Linked DNA regions of Homo sapiens: regions 1 and 2 are each linked to region 3. The links are chromatin contacts, found by Hi-C or POLR2A ChIA-PET in ENCODE. All regions are on one chromosome and are shown on one strand. The core of a region is the stretch at or near the end of the contact, and the rest is flanking DNA. Distances in the headings are between cores, read along the strand shown.

The links. Hi-C counts contacts between places; a loop is a spot of excess contacts on that map. ChIA-PET counts read pairs that join two places held with the same protein, here RNA polymerase II (POLR2A). Pooled maps may share reads with other maps.
Region 1: a pooled map shows a loop between it and region 3 (3-fold over the local background). The contact joins the enhancer-like site here to the promoter of MS4A1 in region 3. A Hi-C loop is called at or near these places in 5 of 37 single-sample maps with no recorded cell type and 4 of 50 pooled maps.
Region 2: a loop to region 3 is called in a map of B cell, with 18 times the contacts of the local background. The contact joins the enhancer-like site here to the promoter of MS4A1 in region 3. A Hi-C loop is called at or near these places in 2 of 168 maps with a recorded cell type or tissue (B cell and heart right ventricle), 1 of 37 single-sample maps with no recorded cell type and 3 of 50 pooled maps. POLR2A ChIA-PET finds 5 or more read pairs at or near these places in 1 of 52 experiments (activated B cell).

The regions. Positions count from the first base shown.
Region 1 is chr11:60,203,861-60,206,560 of GRCh38, forward strand. It overlaps MS4A4E (membrane spanning 4-domains A4E), which reads right to left. Exons shown (of 9, transcript NM_001393391.1): 7 at 1,854-1,960; 8 at 1,030-1,098. Among named protein-coding and RNA genes, the nearest start is that of MIR6503, 3.9 kb to the right of the region's middle. Within about 2 kb of position 1,316, at least 2 of the 41 ENCODE cell types and tissues checked have a DNase peak (open chromatin) inside an H3K27ac peak, as active enhancers do.
Region 2 is chr11:60,309,374-60,312,073 of GRCh38, forward strand. No RefSeq gene overlaps it. Among named protein-coding and RNA genes, the nearest start is that of MS4A6E, 17 kb to the right of the region's middle. Within about 2 kb of position 1,383, at least 4 of the 41 ENCODE cell types and tissues checked have a DNase peak (open chromatin) inside an H3K27ac peak, as active enhancers do; they include B cell, where a contact is called at or near this core.
Region 3 is chr11:60,454,577-60,457,276 of GRCh38, forward strand. It overlaps MS4A1 (membrane spanning 4-domains A1), which reads left to right and starts at 1,271. Exons shown (of 8, transcript NM_152866.3): 1 at 1,271-1,369.

The DNA of each region.
Region 1 (2,700 bases), core at 66-2,565, 250 kb before region 3:
ATAGAACCTAGAATAACCAAATAAAGAATAAATTTAAAATTGCATGATATGAAATAAATGAGGCAGCCTTCTCTACAAGTTGAAATCATAATATTTTGCATGAATTGCCTAAAATATTTGCATTAGCTTTTTACAACTAAAAATGTACTAATCTTAGGTTGCTTATGTAAGTGTTAACCTTAAAAAGTTTATGTATGCGCTAATTTAAACCAACAGAAGGCATTCTCAGGCCACTTAAAATAATCTCAAGGCAATATATCAGGATATAAGTTAGGATATTTTACAAAATCCAAGACAGAACAAAGAATCAGGAGATGTAAGGACTTCTAGGATTTAGTATGAGTTCTGGCTTTTATTATGAGTTAGAGAGGAAGCCATTGAAGGATTTTGCCCAGTTATAGCAGTTAATCATCTTCCCTTGCCTTTATATATTTAAAACGTCAGGGATTGGCCCAACTTGAGGTAAACTTTGACTTGGAGATGCAAAGGATTTTGCTAGGGTCTGATCCTTCACTTGGCGCTTCTCAGTTCTGCTCGTCTGTGAGCAAATTACATCAACTCAACTAGAGTGAAGTTCTGTGGTAGCTTTGTGACCTAGGAAAAATTAATTGTGTGAATGACTGACACATTTCCAATCAAATTACTCTCATCATTTTCACTTCACTGTCTAAGAAATGATCTCCCTCTCTTTCCTCTTTCCTGTTGGGCTTGAAGCTGTGAAGAGGTAAGTTTGCTGCAATCAGCAGCCATCATGCTACTATATGAACCCTGTGACAGACAGATGCTCATCCATGAAATCAAGCATTCATTTCATTTCCATTTATTGCTATTTCTGCTTATTTGACTTTCTTTTAAACATACTTCCTTTACAGACACACACGTATGCCAGTAATAAAGTAGGCTACATGTATTCTCACTGATGTCCCATAAGAGACATAGAACATCTATGCAATAGTATTAAGGTTCTATATACTACATAATAGTAAGCAACAGTATTAAGGTTCTATTTGGTGGTTCTTGCTAGATTACCTTTCAATCCTCAACCAAGAAGATAGAATGTCATAATAGACTTTTTCCAGATACTGTCCATCTCCGGAGCTGGAGAAAGTAGACAGGTTAGCATTGAAAGAAGGAGGGCCTCACATTCCCATGAAAAGCGTGCATGGAGAAAGGTGGATACAATAGATACGTGAGTGTAGGGCAGAATGAGAAATCCTATATACTGAGTTGGAAAATATGAATGTCCATGCAAATTCAATACTTTTTATCTTATCATAATGAAAATATCGCTTCCTCAAAAAGAACTTTCCTGGTTACTCTCTAATGACTCATATTTCACAACCACTACCAACAACCACTCTCCAGCACATTAATTCTTACAGTTAGCTTCTAACAGCATATAAAAATGTTTTGATTGTTTTATGTTAATCTGTGTCCTGTCCCATAAAAGTTTAACCTACAAGAGGAAGGATATTATCTCTCTTATTCACCGCTATTTTCTTATATGCTTAAAACAATGTCTGCCCCATTGTAGATACTTTACAAATATATGCTGAATAAAATGATGAACTGACAAATATAAATAATATGTATATATGTACATATGTATATGTATTAATTAAAGCTTTTGAGGCTCCATATGTACCAGAGTACTAATTGCTCTATCTTTATTATACCAAGAAATTATCATAGGTCTATGGGCCAGACAATATTATTACTATTTTGCTGAAGAGAAATATGAAGCACAGATAAATTTTGTGGCATGTTCATAGCTACATAGGTAGTAAACAACAAAGATGGGATAGCAAGATGAAAACCCAGGGTTGTCTGATTAGAAAGTCCACATTATTTACCACCATACAGTACTGTCGACATCAACATTTAGTCTCTTTCCATCATATTGCATCTGAATAGAAAGGAGGTAGCACATGAAAGTATTGCTTCTAATTTTATTTTTGCTCTGCAATAAAAAAGCAAATGTAATTAACAAACATTAACAAATACCATATGTTGCACATTTCCATATGTGACACAGGATACACATTTGATTAAGATATAATTCTGCCCAGCAGAAGGTGGGGGAAGGGAGAGGAAGAAGAAAAAATAGAAAATATAAGTTGAATCTGATCCTTCATATGATTTTTACTCCATGTATACCTTTACTGAAATGATAGCTTGTGCACATGCAAGGACTGACTATACTATTCCAAGGTACTTTCTATGGGTGAAGGAAAGCAGAAGGAAAAGGATGGGGGAGAAGGGCATGAATCTCCACTTCATGAAGGAAAAAGCACTTTGGTCCCCAAATATGGCAGAAAAAAAGTCAAGTAAGTGAGAGGAATGTTATACAGGGGAGCAGAAGTATGTGTTTTGCATGGAGACCTCGTTTTAGCAATACCTTTTTGCCCTTCTGCTTCCAAATCTTATTTGCCAGTTTAATGCCTTTATATAAAGTCCTAATGATGAATGAAAACCTTTCAAGTGCTGCTGCCTCATTAAATGCATTATTTATTAATTTAACTTCTAGTACTCTCGATAAAGGGCCAATGAAATTAGTTGTTGAGTTCCAGGGGAAAAAATGAGAACAAAATTTTGAATATATACACACACACACATATATATATATATGTATATATATACGTATATATATATACACACACACACACACAGAGGTCATAATTGGATTCCATATAATAATGA
Region 2 (2,700 bases), core at 133-2,632, 150 kb before region 3:
TGTAAAGTATCTGTAATGAGGCAGACATTGTTTTAAGCATATAAGAAAATAGTGGTAAGAGAGATAATATCTTATATATATAAGATAATAGTGGTGAATAAGAGAGAGAACATCCTTCCTCTCTTGTAGGTTAAAACTTTTATGGGACAGGACATAGATTAACATATAAACAATCAAAACCTTTTTATATGTTGTTAGAAGCTAACTGGAAGAATTAATGTGCTAGAGAGTGGCTGCTGTAGTGGTGGTGAGAGATGAGTCATTAGAATGTACCCAGGAAAGTTTTTTTTTTGAGGAAGTGATATTTTCATTATGATAAGATAAAAATTATTGAATTTGCACGGATATTCGTATTTTCCAATTCAGTATATAGTATTTCTAGATTTCTCATTCTGCCCTACACTCACATATCTATTGTATCCACCTTTCTCCATGCACGCTTTTCATGGGAATGTAAGTCCCTCCTTCTATCAGTGCTAACCTGTCTACTTTCTCCAGCTCCAGGGATGGATAAGGTGTGGTAAAAGTCAGTTAAGACATTCTATCTTCTTGGTTGAAAGTTGGAAGGTAATTAGCAAGAACCACCAAATAGAACTTAATACTATTGCTTTTCTTTCTTTTTTTTTTTGAATTTTTTTTTTTTTTTTTTTTGAGACGGAGTCTCGCTCTGTCGCCCAGGCTGGAGTGCAGTGGCGCTATGTCGGCTCACTGCAAGCTCTGCCTCCCCGGTTCACGCCATTCTCCTGCCTCAGCCTCCCGAGTAGCTGGGACTGTATACAAGCGCCCGCCACCGCGCCCGGCTAATTTTTTATATTTTTAGTAGAGACGGGGTTTCACCGTGTTAGCCAGGATGGTGTCTCGATCTCCTGACCTCGTGATCCGCCCGCCTCGGCCTCCCAAAGTGCTGGGATTACAGGCGTGAGCCCCCGCGCCCGGCCAACTGTTAATATTTTACCATGTCATAAAGAGATATTGGTCTATGTATGTACCTAATTCCAATCTTTTAATTATTGTGTATGTACTGATATCCTACTTGTTTTATTTCTTCAATATTGTATTAATACTTGGCAGATTTTGTACTCGGCATTTATTCCCCATTTGTTCTGATAATGATGGCCTGATTTCCTCCAAAAAATCACCATTATCTAACTCTTAATTTATGTACAAGGGTGGAGCTCACCCAACCCCCAATTTCAGGAGTTGACCTGTGTCCTACATCTGGGAAGTGGCAGAATTACATCAACTCAGCTAGAGTGAAGTTCTTTGGTAGCCTTGTGACCTAGGAAAAAACAATTGTGTGAATGACTGACACATTTCCAATCAAAATTAATCTCATCATTTTCACTTCACTGACCAAGAAATGGTCTCCCCATCTTTCCTCTTTCCTGTTGGGTTTGGAGCTGTGAGGACGTAAGTTTGCTGCCATCAGCAGCCCCGTGACAGACAGATGCTCACAGACAAAAGCAGAACTGAGAAGTTCCAAGTGAACGATCAGACCCTAATGTAATTCTTTTGAGTCTCCAAGTCAAGTTTTACCCGGAGTTGGCCCAACCCCTGGGGTTTTAAATATATAAAGACAAGGAAAGAGATTTATTCAGATAGTGCAATAACTGGGCAAAATCCTTCAACGGCTTCCTCTCTAATTCAGAATAAAAGCCAAAGCTCATATAAATCCTACATAGTCCTTACATCACGTGATTCTTTGTTGTTTCTTGGATTTTTAAAATATCCTGACTTATATCCTGATATATTGCTTTGAGATTGTTTAAAATGGTAAGAGAGTGCCTTCTCTTGGTGATAATTAGTGCATACATAATTTTTTTAACACTTACATAAGCAACCTAAGATTAGTGCATTTTTAGTTGTAAAAAGTTCATGCAAATATTTTGTGCTATTAGTGCAAGATATTATGATTCCAACTTTTAGACAAGACTACCTGCACTTGTTTCATGTCATGTGATTTGAAATTTATTCTTCATTTGGTTATTCTTGGTTTTATCTATATGTGATTAGAAAGCAGTAGGAAAATGTCCATGAGACTTTGTCTCCTTTTGCTACTTTTACAATAAAAATAATTATTGTTTCATAGGTTTTTGTTTTTTTTTTTGAGAGAGGGTCTGGCTCTGTTGCACAGGCTGGAGTGCATTAGAACCTCTGCCTCCTGGACTTAAGCCATCCTCCCACCTCAGCCTCCTAAGTAAATGGGACTACAGGTGTGCACCACCACACCCAGCTACTTTTTCTATTTTTTGTAGAGACAGTGTTTCACCATGTTGCCCAGTTTGATTCCCTGTCTGCTTAATGATTGCAAGAGGCTCCCCTGCTGGGTTGAAGTTGGGCCAAGAATTGCCTTAGTAGTGGTTGATACGGTTGGGATGGTATGGTTAAAGTTGAACTCATCATTGAGGGAAGCATCTTGGGACCGCACTTCGCCTTGTAAATAATTGGAAAAAAAAAGTTATAAGGTCTTGAGTATATAAAGTGATATTATTGATAACTTCTAACTATAAGTAGTCCAAGCTCTTCAGGTAGATGCAAGATATCTGTGACTAAAAATGATTTTTTTAAAAAATTTGAATCCAGTATTTTTGGGTTTTTTTTTTGTCTTAGACTCACTGAGGCAAAATGAAGGCTTCACGCTAAGTTAAATTTGTGTTATCAAATATTTCTGTCCCCTTTCTCCTCTAAAATCTAATTTCT
Region 3 (2,700 bases), core at 21-2,520:
GATCTTCTGTTCCCACTCTCCTTCACTCTACAGCATCTCTGAGAGGTGACTGCATGACTTTACTTGAGTATTCTTGAAGAAGTAAATTCTCTATTGAAATGGTAGCCAGTTCCCCTAATGAACGGCTCCAACAATTTTTTTTTTTAGAGTGGCATCTTTTTAAATATCACACCACAATCAGCCTCCCCAGAACTACTTCTACCCAGTGGATCTAACCCTATGGTTCCAAACTATCTTAAATTTAAAAAGAGAGGCAGAAAGAGAAAGAGAGAAGAGATGAAAGAGAGAGACAGGAATGAACCTCGAATTAGGCAACAGAGCTGCCTGCCATATTTCATCCCTTTAGATTAAATAAACAAATAATTACCTAACTATAGCTCTGTGTCTCTAATAAAATGAAGCAATGAACAGGGAAATAAAAATGTAATTAAAAATCCCACATATGAACATAAAAGTTGAATATTGTAGGGGGAGAGAGAGGACATTATCTTTGGGCAAAACTTTGATTCACATCCCAAATATTTAGACTCTCCTGACACTACCAACTTCTTCCATTTCCCTACTTGATCTAGTACTGTGCTTGATGACCCTGCAGCTCCAGACTAGACTAAAAAGAGAGGGGACACAAGGGAACTTGACAGACAGAAGAAAAAGGTGGGTTCAGAGGTAAAAGTGCTATTTCAATTTATATTTCCAAATATGGAGGCTAATTCTTGCTTTGAGTGGCTGGGTACATGTACTATGGCACTAAAGTATAATTTTAGGCCATTTCTGCTAAATCTGACACAAGATATATACATGGTTCATAAGAAACTTAAGTGTGAGCCAATGAGGACAATATTTGGGGACCCCTAAGTATAGTGCTGCCAAGTGTACAGCCTCAGTGATTCTTGAATCTCTGCATGGATGCCTCCTGCCCACCTACTCAGCCCTAAAAGTGAAGCCAGAAGGTAAAAGTCAGTGCTAACGGCCCATCTTTGACCAACTTCTAGAATCTTTCTTGTCCTCAGGGACCTACCATCCACACCTGCTTATAGGGTGGGGGCTGCAGAAGTTCTTCTAATTAAGGTAGCATGAGCATGCCAGGCAGTCCCCTGGGGTCTTTTTCAAGAAGTGAAACCTGGTAAGGCAGAAACTTTTTTTGCACCTCCTTCAGCTATGGTAAGTGTTAAACCAAAGTAATTGGAGCGAAGCCCAAGGTAGCAGAAGCTACTGATTTCCTGTCACCTGATGTCTATCAGCGATTTCATCTTCAGGCCTGGACTACACCACTCACCCTCCCAGTGTGCTTGAGAAACAAACTGCACCCACTGAACTCCGCAGCTAGCATCCAAATCAGCCCTTGAGATTTGAGGCCTTGGAGACTCAGGTAAGGAATCAATTTGCTTTCTTTAAATGACTTAAAGGAGGTGATGGATAAGGTATAGAATGGTTTTGAAGACTGGAGGTTCTTGATCTTAATTCTAGAGTTTCCCTAGTCAGACTTCCTAATAGTTCTATGACTTAAGGAGGGGTGACGATATCAAGGCTTGCTGCCCACTCACTCCTCTAATCAGTCTCCCTCTCAACAATTACCCTATGCAGTCAACTGTGAATCATTCCACAAAAGTAGTAGATTGCAGCATATATATTAAATCATGGTTTCTAAACCATTGGGTTCAAACTGGAGCTCTACCACTAACAAACAATATAACCTTGGGCAAATTACTAAACCTCTAAAGCCTCAGCTTCCTCATCTATAAAATGGGGGCAATGGTACCCATTACATTAGGAAAATTGGAACTAAAATCCTGAATCCCTTAGGACTTCCCAATACCAAATGAGAAAATAATCAGTCATAGGCATAATGAAAAAAACTCCATTTGTCTTCCTGTAAATGCTTTTGTCTACATTAAATGTAAATATACCTAGAAGTATAGGTGGCTTTACAGGCTAACATTTTCTGGAGGGGATTTGTGGACACCAAGTTGAGCATGAAATCCTGCCTCAAATCTATCACATGGGAAACCAAGAGTAAGAGGGGGCGCTGCAGATGTGGGGGAGCTCTAATGAAGGAAAACAAGGATTAATTTTAATCATGCCATTACTGTTTTCTGAATCCAGTATATAAGTGATTCCCTTTCCCTGTTTCCCATAAAATGGCTTAATCTCACTGAGAATCCGGTGGAAAGAAATGTTTAATCCAGCATTGTGAGCATTTTTGTGTGTGTGTTTTGTTTGTTTGTTCATTTTTTAGTGGAGACAAGGTTTCTCCATGTTGGCCAGGCTGGTCTCGAGCTCCCGACCTCAGGGGATCCACCTGCCTCGGCTTCCCAAAGTGCTGGGATTACAGGTGTGAGCCACTGCACCTGGCCATTGTGAGCACTTGTTAAGCTTCCCTGAGGAAGTAGCTGAGTTTGATGTTCAGCTTAATGTAACTGAGCTCATAGTACATAGAAAACAGGTTCCCTATGCAAGTCTAGTAGGATACAGGATTCTCCGAAGAAAGTAGTTGATGTCTAGTAAGGAAAGCAAAGAGCTAGGAGCTCTGAAGAATTCCTTGCAATCAGGCAAGGAGAGCAGGAACGCCCTCAGGTGATGTGCATATCTAATGCAGAGTTTGATTGAAAGTAAAGAGGGAGGGAGAAGGAACACTTCAAAGTTGAGAAGATTCAGGAAAGAAGGTAGAGGACATGTATAGACCAGTGGCTCTGGTGGCGG